2 separate regions of the Mus musculus genome follow, and region 2 is linked to region 1. Evidence: chromatin loops called from intact Hi-C (ENCODE). Cell type or tissue: heart. All regions are shown on one strand.

What was found. Hi-C counts contacts between places; a loop is a spot of excess contacts. Peaks named below come from ENCODE experiments on the same cell type or tissue, not always from the same donor. Only the 100,000 strongest peaks of a DNase experiment are listed, where the experiment ranks them.
Region 2: it touches region 1 in a loop (2.0-fold over the local background); 25 of 42 quality-filtered maps call a loop at or near these places.

Annotation. Positions count from the first base shown.
Region 1 is chr5:130,056,445-130,064,444 of GRCm38, reverse strand. It overlaps Crcp (calcitonin gene-related peptide-receptor component protein), which reads right to left. Exons shown (of 6, transcript NM_007761.2): 6 at 3,658-4,740. The coding sequence ends at 4,591. Among named protein-coding and RNA genes, the nearest start is that of Tpst1, 19 kb to the left of the region's middle. In heart, no CTCF peak of the experiment used is centred here; DNase peaks (open chromatin) are centred at 494, 2,144, 4,244 and 4,654; H3K27ac peaks cover 1,607 bases.
Region 2 is chr5:130,117,873-130,125,872 of GRCm38, reverse strand. The region is part of intron 3 of Tpst1 (protein-tyrosine sulfotransferase 1); the gene reads right to left. Among named protein-coding and RNA genes, the nearest start is that of Kctd7, 23 kb to the left of the region's middle. In heart, no CTCF peak of the experiment used is centred here; a DNase peak (open chromatin) is centred at 4,762.

The DNA of each region.
Region 1 (8,000 bases):
ATTCTAAAAAGAAAACAAAAGGCTATGACATAGAACAGTGTCTGGGAGTGAGAAAGGGTCTTGACCCTCAAAGTTGTCTTCCATAGAGAGAGCCAGCCAAGGCACCACAGAGGAGCTGTAGCTTCAGGTGCCGCAGCTGATGAGACACGGAAGCTGGGTCTTTCTAGAGCAAGGAGTAGGTATGGACCTGAGCATCCACCATAGCTGAGTGCTGAACACTGTCCGTGGAGCCTGAGTGTCACCCCATCAGTTCCTAGTCTTGAGCGCTTCCAGCCCTGGGCCAATCAATCCACCAGCCTCAGGCCACTGTCCACCCTGAGCACAGGTTAGCAGCTCTGGGGATCTAGACACAGGTCAGCTTCTCCCATCGCAGTCCCTGAGATCTTGCCTTGCCAGGTTGGTTCTTGGCTCCAGGCTTGATCCGGATCCCTACTGGGACCTTGCCTACAGCTGCCAACTTCCTCCACAATAGTTCAGCCCCTGGCTTTCCTTCAGCAGTTCTTGCTTTGTGTGCCTTGCTCTAGCCCTGACTCTGTGGCCCCTCTATGACTCAGGACATTGGCTCCTTGCCCCAGGACCCCACCCTGACTATGCATGCCCTGACTCTCCCAGCTGAGGCCCTCACAGGGGTAGAATTGGAATATTTCACCTGGAGTGTCCCAGCTTTCCAGGTTCCCCTAGCCTGCCCTGCAGAACTTGGAACTTCTGATTCTGTAAATAAGACTGCCAACTCAACTATGACCCAAGACATGTTGGTGACTGATGAAGCTTTAAGCAGGAATAGCTATAGTTCTATCCAGGAACTGACTACAGAATGAAGAACAGACCCACCCAGTGCATCATAGCCTCCAGCCCCAGGATTGCCTGCGCTCAACCCTTGTGCTGGCTAACTTTATGTCAACTTAATACAACTAGACTCCTTTAAGAAGAGGGAATCTCAATTGAGAAAATGCCCCTATAATTTTTTTTCTATATGCAAGTCTGTAATGCAGTTTCTTAATTAATAATTGATGTGGGAGGGCCTAGCCCATCACTGAGTGGTGCTGTCTCTTGGCTGTTGGTCCTGGATACTAAAAAAATAAAAACTAGGTGAGTGTCTTAGCTAGGGTTTTATTGCTGTGAACAGATACCATGACCTTTTCAAGACAGGGTTTCTCTGTGTAGCCCTGGCTGTCCTGGAACTCTGTAGACCAGGCTGGCCTCGAACTCAGAAATCTGCCTGCCTCTGCTTCCCAAGTGCTGGGATTAAAGGCATGCATCTCCACTGCCCAGCCACCAAGGCAACTCTTATAAGGACAACATTTAAGGAGCTGGCTTACAGGTTCAGAGGTTCAGTCCATTATCACCAAGGTGGGAACATGGCAGCATCTAGGCAGACACGGTGCAGGAGGAACTGAGAGTTGTATATCTTCATCTGAAGGCTGATATCAGAATACTGGTTTCCAGGCAGCTAGGATGAGGTCTTAGAGCCCACACCCACAGTGACATACCCACTCCAACAAGGCCATACCTTCTAATAGTGCCATGTGCTTGGTCTAGCATATACAAACCATCACAGCGAGCAAACCAGGAGGGAGCAATCAATGAGTGTTCCTCCATGCCTCTGCATCTGTTCCTGCCTGACTTCCTCACTGATGGTCTATAACCTGCAAGTTTATAAGTTGCTTTGGCCATATTGGTGTTTGGTCACAGCAATAGAAACCCTAATGAAAACAACCCCTTTCATTTGCTTTCAAAAGTATTCAGGAACCCAAAAGGGAAATCAGAAAAGGGATGGGTACCAGGCAGAGAAGCAAGCTTGGTAATAGATAGGCCTGACAGTCCAGCCTGTGGGGTCTACATCTGGAGCAGACAGTAGTCCCAGAGTGTATGCCCCCTTTTCTGCAGCTCGCTGGCTTTGAGTCCTCAAGCCATTCTTTCTCGATATCAGCTTCAGTGCTTCCATATACGACTCAGGGACAATGCACATGAGCCACTAAGCACTGCTTCTCCATACTGGAGACTTTTGTAGCCAAAGCGTGACAAAACAATATATGGAAGGATAGGCCTATCTTGGCACTGGTTCCAGAAAGGTCCGTGTGCAGCTGCTGGGCTGGCTGTTTCTGGGCCTAGGGTCAGGCATAGCATTGTAGTGGTGAGAGTTTGGGTAGCAAACAGGAAGCAAAGGGGAAAAAAATGACAGGAAGAGGACAGGCCAAACAGCCACCAAGCTTTGTCCCTTGTGGCCTACTTCCTCCCAGGGGAGTTTTAATATGCCCCAACAACCCATTCACATCTAACCCATCAAGGGATTAGGCCTAGCTCAGGCTTTGTGATCTCTCTGGAAACACTCTCACAGAAACACCCAGAGCTGTGATTCTCTAAACTTCCAGATCTTTCTCCATCCCAACAAGCTGACTATCAAGTTAATCCTTAGCTGGGGATAGGGGTGCATTCCTTTAATCCCAGGACTAGAGAGGCAAAAATAAAACAGACAGACACACAAGCAAAAAGATTAATCATCGCTGGGGCTGTAGCGTGACCCAGTGGGTACGGTGTGTTGAATATCTGCCATCATTCGGAGGTCTCGGAGTTCTGAACATCTGGCCCCAGTGGTGGTGCTCTTTGGGGAGGTGCAGCCTTGGTGGAAGTATGTCACTGGAAACAAGCTTTGAAAGTTAAAGATACCATGCCATTTCTTGTTTGCTCTCTCTGCTTCATGCTTGTGGTTCAAGATGTGAGCCCTCAGATTCCTCCTGCTCCTGCTCCTGTGCCTGGGCTCTGCCAACATGGTCTCTTAAACCTCTGGAGCCATAAGGCAAAATAAACTCTCCCTAAGTTGCCTTTACCTCAGCAGCAGAAAAAGAAGCAATAGCATGGGTAAAGGTGTTTGCTGCCCACGCCTGATGACCCGGATCTCAGACTGAATGGAAAGAACTGACTCCCAAAGGACATCCTCTGACCTTCACATGTGGCCATGGTATGCGAATATCCACATGTACATGTGCATGCGCGCGCGCAGGCACACACACACACAAACAGTAATACAATTCTAAAATTAAAGAATAAGGGGGGCTGGTGAGATGGCTCAGTGGGTAAGAGCACCCGACTGCTCTTCCAAAGGTCTGGAGTTCAAATCCCAGCAACCACATGGTGGCTAACAACCATCCGTGACGAGATCTGACTCCCTCTTCTGGAGTGTCTGAAGGCAGCTACAGTGTACTTACATATAATAAATAAATAAATCTTTAAAAAAAAAAAAAAGAAAGAATAAGTATTTCAACCTAAAAAAAAGGCTGGTACTCAAAGGTTGGCAGGCAGTCCAGTGTGGTGGCAGACACAGGAGGCTGAAGCAGGAGGATGCCTCAAGTCTAGAGTCTGAGCAACAAAGTATGATCCTATCAGGACTTGGAGAGATGCTTCAGTGCAAAGCACCAAGTAAACTGCCCAGCCCTTGGGGCAGTTTACAATCCCTGTAGCTCCAGCTTCAGGGGATTCAACTGCCATGCTGTTCTGTCCTATAGCAGCACTGCATTCACACATACACACACACACACACACACACACACACACACACACACAAAATGCTTTAAAAAGAGATCTCAAAACGCCCAAAAGGAACTTCCTCCCTCCCTTCCCTACAACACACAAACATACCAGGTATGGTGGCACATGCTGTTTTTTGTTGGTTTATTTTTATTTTTATGAGACAGGGTCTGTGTGGCGCTGGCTGGCATGGAACTTGCTTTGTGGACCAGGCTGGCCTCCGCCTCCTAAGTGAGTGACATACACTTTGAATCCAAGCATTAAGGAGGCTGAGGCAGAAGAATCATAAGATGTCTGATGAGGACAGACAGAAGGGACCGCATAATAAGTTCAAGGTCAATGTGGGCTGCAAGAGACTCTGAAAACAAACGCTTCTCGTGTTTTGTAATATGCTAGCCTATGCTACCTGGGTACTCTGGCAACAAGAGGGCCATATCCAGATGCCCTTTGACCTTGGACCGGAACCAGGAGTCAAGATAAGCCTCTTTTTCTTGTCACTCACCCAGGCTATAGAGTTGTGGGTTTTGCCACAGAAATTGGACTAATTTCTTTGTATGTGTGTGACATGCATGCACATTAGGTGTGTACACCAGGCTAGGCTCAGATTGGAGTTTTCTCTTATCTCCTATTCCGCCAAGGACATTCCTCTACAGTGAGCTAAGCTCTGGGTCATTTCCCCTAGAGCAGCTGTGTGCAGCTCTGAGAGCTGGTGACCATCTGAGTCCGTTCTCCCAGCTCCATTCTACCCAGCAGTGCCTGACATTGCCTACAACAGTCATCAAAGCGCCTGACGAGCTCCCACTGTGTGCATGTGCGGCACAGGCCACACAAGCCTTTCTACCCCAGACAGCTGCAGTCCTGCTCCCCCATCTTAGCCCCTGCCCTGCTCTGACCCCAAAGCACAAAGATTTCTTTTCATCTTATTTTTGTGATTTTTTTCCCCCAACAAATCCTGAGATCAGGCATACTGAGAGAGGGGGTCAGGCCAAATAAAGAGTTCTCTGAACATCCAGGAAATGGCTGCTGCAGCTTTGAGCTTCACGAACAACTTGGCCAGCTGCACATCTATGCTGGCTCCTCCTCTTCCATAGCCACGTCATTGCTAGTGCTTTTGCTCTGTTCATCCTCTGGACCTGCAGGCAGAATGCTAGTGACAGTGTGCAGGAGGGCTTCGATCTGCTCCTCTGTGAGCCGTTCTTCACTCTCTTCTACCATCTACAAGGGAAAGGAAGCCTGTCAGGAGTTAGGAAGTGAGTCTCCCATCACAGCCCACCCGGGCCATGCAGTCCACAGCGCCAGCCCAGCACTTGGTCCTGAGCCAGCCAGGGCCTCATCTAAGATCCACAGTAGGATGACACCAGGCCAAATCCCAGACCAAGCCAGAGCAGGCACACAAAAAAGCAGATTGTCTGTCCATCCGTCCATCTATCTGTCCCTCCCTCCCTCCCCCACCCCCTCTGGAGATTGGTAGTCCTGGCTGTCCTGGAACTCACTATGTAGAGCAGGCTGGTCCAACACACAAAAATCTGCCTGCCTCTGTGTCCTCAGCGCTGGAATTAGGGTTATGTACCAACACCACGCCCAGCTTGGTTTTTTTTTTTTAATTAAGGAAAATCCTAACCTATTTCCATTCCCATCCATCCATGAATATGTTGGATGTGCAAAGAAATTCACCTTTAGGGGGTGGCAGGGCCCTAGATAAACTCGTGGACTTCACAACAAGCACCTCTGTCACTGGAGTGGTGTCGCCCAATCACTTGACGCTGCTTTCCTGAGCAGCACGGTCTCTATCCCCGGCCGATGCACAGATTCTACCTTGCCTTAGTTCTCCTTACCCTGCCACTCACCAGAACTCTGTAGGGGCCTCCTGTGGGACTGTAGGCACACTAGGAATTTTACAAGCATGACATCTTACAACTTTCACTACAATCCTAGCAAGAGGCATTCCCAGGCGGAAAGCCTCCCAGCTAACACATGCCACATTGTTTGGATCTTAAACGCCCCTCAAATGCTGTGTGTGGAAGGTTTGGTCCCCAGCCTATGGCACTACTGGGAGACGGAAGACCTGTTAATAGGTGGGGCTTAGAGGAGGATTCAGATACGGGGGTGCTGGAACCCTGGTCTTTTTTCCCTTTGCTCCTAGTTTCTCAAGATGAACAGTTCATAGCATGATCATTGTCACAGGCCCACAGCAACAGGCCATGTGTACTTGGACTGAGTCTGAAACCATGAGGCAAAATAAACCTTTCTTCTTTGTAAGCTGATTGTCTCAGGTATGTTGTTAGAGCAAGAGAGAGCCAGCTAACACATAGTCCCACTTGTCTCCGAAGAATCCAGAACAGGAGTCTGACGAGTAGGAAAAGAGAAGCTGAAGAGAAGACAGCTCAGTGCTTAAGAGCACTGGTTGCTGTTGCAGAGGACCTGGGTGGGGTTCCCAGAACCAATAACAGCTCCTAACCACCTGCAACTCCAGTTCCAAGGAATCCAACAGCCTCCTCTGGCCTCTGCAGGCCACATGTACACTCATGCAGACACACACACAAGACACAGGTACACATACACATAAATAGAAAATACTCTTTATAATTTTTAATTTATTTGTATTTTAATTAATTAACTTATTTAATTTTATTTTAATTTATGTGTATGAGCATTTTGCCTACATGTGTACTACTTGTGTGTCTGATGCCTCCTAAGACCAGAAGAGCATATCAGATTCCTTACAACTGAAGTTAAAGATAGTTGTGAGCCACATGAGTGCTGGGAAAGCATGAGTGCCGGCACTCTAGCAACTGAGCTACATCTTTAGCCCAAGTAAAACCTCTTCACTGAACGAGAGCCAATTTTTAGAAGGAATGGCTGGAAGGGGCAGCAGGAGACCAAGTCCCAAGGGGACCATCCCTCCTGGCACACCCCCATTCCTTTGTGTCCCCCCACAGACATGCTATCTACCAGGGACCCCACAGCCACTACACTTGGCTAGGTCAAAGACTAGAGCAACGGTAACTAAGAACAGAACACCCACAAGACAAAGGCAAGACCCAATATCTACACCAAGAAGCATCGGCAGCGACATGACTCCATATACATGAACAACCAAGACAATGTGCCTCCTCCCGAAGGCAGCAACAGGTCTAGGGAAAGCAATGTCACTGAAGCACAAGACAAAGACTTCAGAACAAGGATAAATATGTTCAAGGCCCTTAAAGAGGATGTGAATTAATGTCTTAGTGAAGACCGTGAGAACACCCAGGTGACTGAAGTAATGACAACAATGTGGGATGTGGAAGTGGAATTTAATAAACAGATCCCTAGAGAGAAGCCAGACTCAAATAAAACCCAAAGCAAAAACTCAGGAAGTAAGCTGGGCGTGGTGGTGCACGCCTTTAATCCCAGCACTCGGGAGGCAGAGGCAGGTGGATTTCTGAGTTCGAGGCCACCCTGGTCTACAGAGTGAGTTCCAGGACAGCCAGGGCTACACAGAGAAACCCTGTCTCAAAAACCCAAAAAGACATGGAGACAGAGTTTCAGGTTTTGAAGACAAGATAAAAGAAATGGGTAGCTCAATCAAAAAAGTTAAATCTAAAAAAATTTTTAATTTAAAATCTAGGCATTAAACATCCAGGAAATCTGGAACATTATGAAACCCAAAATCTACAAATAATAAGTATAAAGGCCCAGAAAATTATTTTAACAAAATTATAGAAGAAAAATTCCCCAGTCTAAAGAAAGAGACACCTATCAGGTACAAAAGGCATACAGAACAAAGAAAGGATATTGAAAGCTGTGAGGGAAAAGACCAAGTTCCATATAAGGGCAAACCCATAAGAACGTCCCATTCCATATTTCAAGTTGTATTACAGTTATAACAATAAAAACAGGCTGGGGACATGGCTCAGCGGTTAAGAGCACTGGTTGCTCTTCCAGAGGTCCTGAGTTCAATTCCCAGCAACCACATGGTGGCTCCCAACCATCTATAATAAGATCTGGTGCCCTGTTCTGGCATGGAGGCAGAACACTGTATACATAATAAATCTTTTTTTAAAAAACGAACAAACAAACAAACAAACAAACAACACTGTGATTCAGAAGTATATCTTTAAAAAACATGTCAAAAGAAAGTATGTCTTTAAAAAAACCAGCATGGTATTGACATAAAAACATACATGCTCATCAATGACACTGAACTGAAGATGCAGACATAATTCCAAATATCAACAGACACCTGGTTTTTGACAAACAAGCCAAAAATATACACTTCATTTTCAACAAATGGCTCTGGTCAAACTGGAGAGTTGCATGTAGAAGAATGAAAATAGATCCATACCTACCACCTTGCACAAAACTCAGCTCTACATGGGATCAGTTACAGACCTCAACATAAGACCAGATACCCTTGCAGGGCAGTGGTGGCGCACACCTTTAATCCCAGCACTTGGGAGGCAGAGATAAGCAGCTGTTAGTTTGAGGCCAGC
Region 2 (8,000 bases), 61 kb before region 1:
GAGCAAAGCATCCACACATTAAAAAAAAAAAAAAGAAAGAAAGAAAAGAAAAAGAATCCCATGAGGGGGCTGGAGAGATGGCTCAGCAGTTAAGAGTTCGTGCTGTTCTTCTGAGTTCAGTCTCCAGGGGATCCACACCCTCTTCTAGCCGCTGTGGGCACCCCAGCCCCAACCCACAAACACAGGTAAAATCTTTCTTCTTCTCCTCCTCTTCCTTCTTTTCTTATTTTTATTTTTTTAAAGAACTACTTATTTTATGTATATGAGTACACTGTCCCTGTCTTCAGACGCACCAGAAGAGGGCATCAGATCCCATTACAGATGGTTGTGAGCCACCATGTGGTTGCTGGGAATTGAACTCAGGACCTTTGGAAGAACAGTCAGTGCTCTTAACCGCTGAGCCATCTCTCCAGCCCCATGGAAAATCTTCTAAGGAAGAAAATAAAACAATAACTTAAAACAAATGTTTGTGCCCTGATGCCTCCTCCTTGAGGCAGAGAGAGAGAGAGAGAGAGAGAAAGAGAGAGAGAGAGAATGAATGAATGAATGAATGAATGAATGAATGAATGAGAGAATATATCATTTGTGAAGGCACGGAACACAGAAGGCAAAGAATAACTATATTATGTAACAGAGAATAAACATATAAATATTTTAGGCTTTGTGGGGCCACAGAATCTCTGTCCCAGTGTCCAACTCTGTCCTTGTAGGGCACAAGCAGCCTTACAGAACATTCCAATGAAACATGCTCTGGTAACAACTGGTCCACATGATTACCTGTAAGTAATGACCTCCAACCTCTTTAACCTAAAAAATAAATAAACAACAACAACAAAAAAAACCCAAAACCTTACAGCGAGAAAGCTTTATGCAACAGCCAGCAATAAATCACTAAATGCTGGTGCTCAGGTTCTGCACCTGGAACTAAACACCTTAGATAAAGTGTCGCTTCTAGGTGTAGTTTTTTTTTCAACATACAGGTACTGTGTTGTACTTTATGCTTACTTTGCAGTACTTTGGATAGAACCCAGGGCTTGGCATATTCAGACAGGTACTACATACATCACTTGCTACAGCCCAACCCCATATTTTTAACTGCAAAGGCCAAAGATTGGTCTCACAGTCTCTTCACATCCAAGGCCATAAATTCAAATTTTGCTGGAGGTTAGAATAACCTTTATTCTTCACCCTTCTTTCTCTAAACTCACTACTACAATTCCTGCTTTTTTTCCCTCCACTTATACATAATTCTGTGTAGACTGGGTTAGTTTTCATTTCCGTCCCTGACAGACTCTCACCAACAGTCCGTGCTCTGCCTGCCGCTCATCAGGAATAGAATTCATTGTTTTTACTGCTTTTTCTCTTGAGGAATTATGACTTGGTGTTTTCACAGGCAGAGAAAACACAATGGCAGCCAGCAATGACAGTACGGGAAGGAAGGCAGCTTTGAAGCTCACATTCCTGGTCCCTCTGGGCTTGTATGACCCAGAAGAGGCTCATTATCTCCAAAACAGAAATGCTAACAGCTGCTAACATGCGTGTTTACATGTTCTCATCTGACTTCAAGCTTTCTGGTGGTGTACATATCAAATTGGGTTCTTAGAAAGCTCAACAGTCTTGTCCTGTCTGGAAACAACGAGGAAAATGATCATGCTTCCTATAAAATGGAGATAAATGAATTAATCAGCACAGGAATACAAAAAATCTACTCCCACAATGTCTTTAATACAAATTCAAAGTTTTAGTGCCCTAACTGCTGGATGAAGATGAGTCAAACTGTGCTTCAATCAGGACGATAAGCTACTGTTACACAGAGAAATTTTCCTGTCACAGAATGAACTATCAATACACAAAATTCAGCAGTAAGACTTTGAATTGGGGCCCAGGATGGTGGGACATGCTTTTAATCCCAGAACTTAAGAGGCAGAAAGAGAGGAAAAGCTGAGAGTTTGGGGCAAACTTGGCCTACATACTTTGTTGCTTGTTTTCATTCTATGTGTATGTGTGATTTGCCTGCATGTATATCTGTGTAGGACACTCTGTAGGTCCCATGGAGTCTGGAAGAGATCCTCCCTGGAACTGGAGTGAGTAACAGGCGGTTGTAAGTTACCATGTGGTTGCTGGGAATTGAACCTGGGTCGTCTGGACGAGCAGCCAGCGCTCTTAGCTGTGAAACCATCTCTCCAGCTCCCAGGATAAGGTTCTGAAGACTACGGCTCAAGATCAGTGTGCTGGACCGTGTTTATCAAGGATGACAGCAGCGTTACTCTAACTGTTGAGTGCTCCAGAGTACCAGCCAGTGCCACATGGAGACCGGTATCCTGGCCCAGCTCCCCAGCGCTCTGTGAAGAGGCTAGGGATACATATGACTACATATATGTACACATAAAACTAAGTCCATTTGGTGTTACTTGTATGTACATGTGTTTAAGACTGACCACTTGGGACTGGATAAAGTAACCAGGGGCCCGACCATGGAGAAAATTCCAGTCGTAAGGGATCAGAGTCCTGAACTCTATACACATGTGGTACACAGACACACAAGCAGGCAAGACACTCACATACACATTTTGTAAAAAAAATAAAAAGAAAAGAAAAATTATAAGAGGCAGTGGGTGGGGCATGGTGGCACTCATTACGATCCCAGTCCTCAGAGGGTTGAGACAGTAGGATTGTAAGTTTGAAGCTAGCCTGGGTTTATAGTGAGTTCCTGCACAATTAAGTCTGTACACCCAGATCATGTGTTGAAAACTGAAAATTAATAAATGTAAGGGAACCAGAGGCTAAGGGACATGATACATACACTCTACTCTCAAAAGCTAGTAAAAACATTAATTGTACAGTGACAGTGACAAACCACTGCCACGTATGTCGTTTCTAACATTTATTATTCCCAGTGAGAGAGCTGCAGCCAGGACTATTCTGGTTCGCTGACAGCTCCTCCCTGGTCCTCCCTCCTCCTTTTCTTTTTACCTTGATACCAAGGTCCTTGGAATGTAAAACACAACCCCAGTCTCTCTAGGTCCTGCTATCTTCTCACAGGACTCCTTAGAATCAGTGAGAGCTCGTCCTTGTCAGGTCAAAGCCAGCGTGAAAGCTTTCCATCACCCTGGTCTCTCCTTTGGAGGCATCTATTATTCACTGGACAGTCCTCCATTTTGTTCCTCCTGTGTGAATTTTCTATAATTGCCACCTTCACCTCTGATCTTAAAAAAATTAGTTGCTTTGTTTATATGGCTGTGTATCAGATGTGTATGTGGTACCTGCCAAGTCCAGATGAAGGTTTCAGATCCTGTAGATCTGGGGTTGCAGGTGGTTGTGAGCCACCATGTGGGTGTGGGGAACTGAATCCAGGTCCTGAAAGCGCAGCCAGTGATCTGAACTTCTGAGTCATCTCTCCAGTCCCCTCATTTCTAGCCTTTAGCTGTGCATCCTGGAGGAGCATCTCCAATGTGCCTGCATCCCTCACTTGAACATTTAAACGGTTTCTGTTCTGTCCTTTAGGGTTTTCTAGGGCTGGCCTGGCCTTGAGTTGCCAGCCTTTTAGGCAGGGTAGCCCCTCTGCTTTGGATGAGAGGAGCAATAAAGATAGGTCAGTCTTGCTCTGTCTCCCCACTTTAGAAGCCATATCTGAGCTTAAGGAGCTATGTGTCTTGGTCATAAGCTTAGTGTAAATATTTCTCATCCTTCAGCATAGAGTTTTCATGTCTTCATTTTATAGTGTCTTTGTAAAAGAGTATGATTAGAGATCAAAACAAAACAAAAGAAAACAACTACCAACTCTGAGTGCCCTGGCACCCACTATATAGTCTAGGTTGTAGTCTTTGGACTCAGAACAGCCTTCTACCTCAGTCTTGGGATTTTCATACTAACCCATGAACAAATGGGGTTTCTAACACCTTTAATCCCCTTAAAACACAGTGCAGGGGCTAAAGAGATGGCTCAGTGGTTAGGAGCATTTTTGCTCTAGCATAGGACCTGGGTGTGGCTCTCAGCGCCCATGGTGGCTCACAACCAGCCATCACTGCAGTTCCAGGAGATCCAGGGGATCCACCTTCTTATGCAGATACTTTTGCAGATACCAGGCATGCATGTGGGATACAGACATAGTTACATGCAAGCAGGCAAAACACTCATACACACAGACTTAAATAAACACATCTAAAACCAAACAAATATAAAACCACAGTGGAGCTGATGGGTGTCCGAGAGCATGCCTGTAACTCCAGTACTGAGAGGCAGAGGCAGGAGGATCAGTTAGTTCCAGCCAGCCTGGGCTTCATGAGACCCTGGTTTCAAAAACAAACAATAACAATAAAAACAAAACAATCCCAAACACCCCCACCAGCCCCCCACCCCACCCCATCCCCACCCCCTACCAACAGTGGAAGCTGGTGGCAGTACGAGCCCTGGGCTGGTCCCTGTGTTCCGCAGGGGGAGGACTAAGTAAACCTGGCTGTTCCGTAGTACAAGCACGCTGAGTCCACACAGCCAGCACCTTATCCCAAACCTGCTGTTCCCCTCCATGTCAACATTCCCAAGGATGAGGCAGGAGGATCTCTGTGAGTTAGGTCAGCCTTATCTATGTAACAAGTTCAAAGGCAGCCAGTGCTACACAGAGAGACTGCCTCAAACAACAATAGCAGAAAGGATGTGGAAGGTCACTAGCGTATAAACACATCTCTCGGCAGGCAGCTGGACTGCAGGGGTGTGTGTGTGTGTGTGTGTGTGTGTGTGTGTGTGTGTGCGCTCGCGCAGAGGATGACTGGAGCAGGGCTGGGGGCAGGGCAGCAGCAGGCAGCTGACTTCCAGAGACCAGACGATGAATTCAACTTTAGTCCAGCTAGGTCCCAGAGGCATTACTAATACAAATCAAGGAAATCAGTCCTTTATCTAGATACATAGCACATGTGCTGTGGGGATGTGGGAACTAGGCTAAAGGTCAGTATCTCCCTTAATTCACTTAACTCCAAGAGGAAAACCAAAATTAAAAGCTGGTGTTCAACCGCAGAGAAGCTCACTCTAAGACCTGAATGATTGATCATTCCAGCTAAATGAAGGAGGAAAAAAATGTGTTTATTTCACTTCCGACTGTAGTGTGTGTGTTTTTATATACATGCTTACATGAGTGTGTTCATGTGTGCATGCACAAAGAGGCCAGTGGTCAATGACGAGTGTTTTCCCCCACTAACTGAGACAATCCCACTGACCTCATTGCTCACCAATTCAGCTAAACTAGCGGGTCAGGACTCCTCCGTTCTCTATCTGTGTAGCACTGGGTTACTGGGTCATGCCACAGTGCCTGGTCTTCACGAACCGAGTCACCACTCCAGCCCCATAGCTCTGCCTTCATACAAACGGCCCAGCATGGCCACGAACATCTAAGCCACGAGGACATGCAAATAAATACAATCCATAATTAAAGGGTCAACAGAGGCTCATGGGTGACGACACTGAAGGTGAGGCTATCTCTGAAGTACTGGCATGGGACAGAAAGACAGACACTTAAGCAGGCATGGGAAGGGAAAGGCCCCTCGCTCAGAAGTCTGTCTGAAGCCTCTCACAAGCTAAGAACCAAAAATTCCGAAACAGGTGGCCCACGCCTTTAGTGCCAGCACTCAGGAGGCAGAGGCAGGCAGATCTGTTATTTCATGGCCAGCCTGATCTACAGAGTGAGTTGTAGGACAATCAAGTGTACACATGGAAATCCTGTCTCAAAAACCAAAAACCAAAACAACCAACCAAACAAACAAAAATCCCAAACAGTGAACAACATGTGCTGTGAGGTTGCTGTCCAGAAGACAGTGAGATTTCCAGTAAGAATGTCTGTCACAGCAGCGATCATGTGTAACTCCTGAGAAAATATGGCCCTGAGGGGAGCTCTACTCCTCTCCCAGATGAAACCATCTCCCAAGCAAAACTATTTAGTTTACTGTAGAACTATCTCACTTCTCTGATCCGGGACAGATTTCCTACTCAGCTGTAGTCCTGTGCAGTGCACAGCAGGAAACACCCTAGCATCTCATCTGAACCCCTCAGCCTCCTTTGAGGAGAAAAATTCAGAACCTTCCAAAATGATATACATATATATATATAGCAACAAAAAGACAGCGAGGCAAGCATCCCCCAGGAAACGCACGCCAGTGTGTCCTACACCGACCTTCCCCTGAGCGTCTGTATTTCTAAACCTAAGTTAATCTCAAATCAATGCCAAATTCTTCTCATAAGAAACTCCAAATCCACTCCACACCAGCACCGAGGGAGGACAACACCCCAGGGTTCAACTGAGCAGAGAACTTGGAAGACAGACCCTTCAGGCAACAGAGCAGAGATGTTTCTGGCCAGTGTCACTGACACACTGAAGAACACAGAAAGACAAGCACAATGAAGAGATGGAAAGTTCCAGAAGAGAAACGGAAATCTAAGAACTGGAAAGCACATTGTCTGAAATGCAAATGTCACTGGGTGGCAAATTACTCATAAGAAAAAGGGATCAGTGAATTAAAGAATAAATCCATTTAGTTATAAACTAATAAAGAGCCAGAGTGGGGGTAGGCGATGGTTTAGTAGATAAAGCACTGTCAGGCAGAGAATGAGGGTCCACAGCACTGCTGGGGGGCTCTGCTGACTCCTCTGCACTCCCAGGGAGGGGCTGAGAGTGAAAATGAGGGACTCCCCAGAGCAAACTGGCTAAGTCTTATCTGTGAGTTCTGGGTTCAATAGAGAGACCCCACCTCAAAGAATAATGTGCCGAGTGACTGAGGAAGATGTCTGAAGTCACCCTCTGGCCTACATGCCCCACCCCACTCCCACACCCCCACACCCACGCAGATACACACACACCACGCACACACACAGAGCCAGGCATGGTGGTGTGTATGCATCTCTACCAACACAAAGTAAATGCATGCCATTAAAAAGTTCTCAAAGACAGACATTTTCTCTTAAAAACCAAACTAAGAGAATTAGTAGCTAGCAGACCCTAATAAGGCAGGCATCTGGCTGAAAAGAAAAGATGCTGGAAAGAAATCTGTATGGAGAAAAACAGTACCCATGTGGCCTACAATGCATAAAATATTTAATAGCTGTCTGTTTACAGGAAAAAATGTGCAGCCCTTGTTCTGGAGCAATAATAGACAAACACAAAGCATAGCAAAAATGAGCCGATAATTGCCACACTGGATAAAAGACTAAAAAATAATAATACTAGATTAATCCCAAAGAAACCAGGAAAATAAAGGAGTAAAGACAGACTGTGCAAAATTAAGAACTGCACACTCGATGGCAGGCTTCAGCCCAAGCACATGAGTATTTACAAAGCATGTAAGAAACTAAACATCTCATCTAAAGTGAAGGGACTGTCACACTACGGTAACTACAATACTATCACTTCATCACGTTAGATATACAGACAGATTAAACATTACAGGATGCGGAAAACAAACCGAGCATGCGCTCTGCTTATCAGACAAGGCCAACCTCTAGGAAAGAATGTCAGAGCTGGCGCTCCTCATAGTAAGAGTTACTTCTTCAACCACTGACGGCTTAGCCTCTCAGTGATGCACACTCAGAATGCATGAGGCAGGCCTGACATCGAAAGCAGAGAGGCCACTGCCACAGGCCTCTTCTCAGAGTTTATAAATCAACTAAGAATGACCAGACAGAACAATATGGTAACAGTTACAGAAGCTCATAACTGCACGACAGTTTTCCATATGAACACAAGGCTGGCCACATGCTGGCCACAAAGCAATTTCCAAACATATTTAAAGAATTGTAGCCACAGTCTGTGTGTGTTCTCCGACCACAGAACAATCACATCAAAAACCCGGATCCAAAGAAAACAAAATCCCCAAATACTTAAAAAAGCAAATGCTGTTCGAAGAAATCTAGACTATATCCCATGCTAAGAATAGACCTACTTAAGAATGTTTTTAAAGATTTACTTTAATTTTGTGCGTGCACGTGTGTGTGTGTGAGAAATGGTTTCAGGTGCCTGC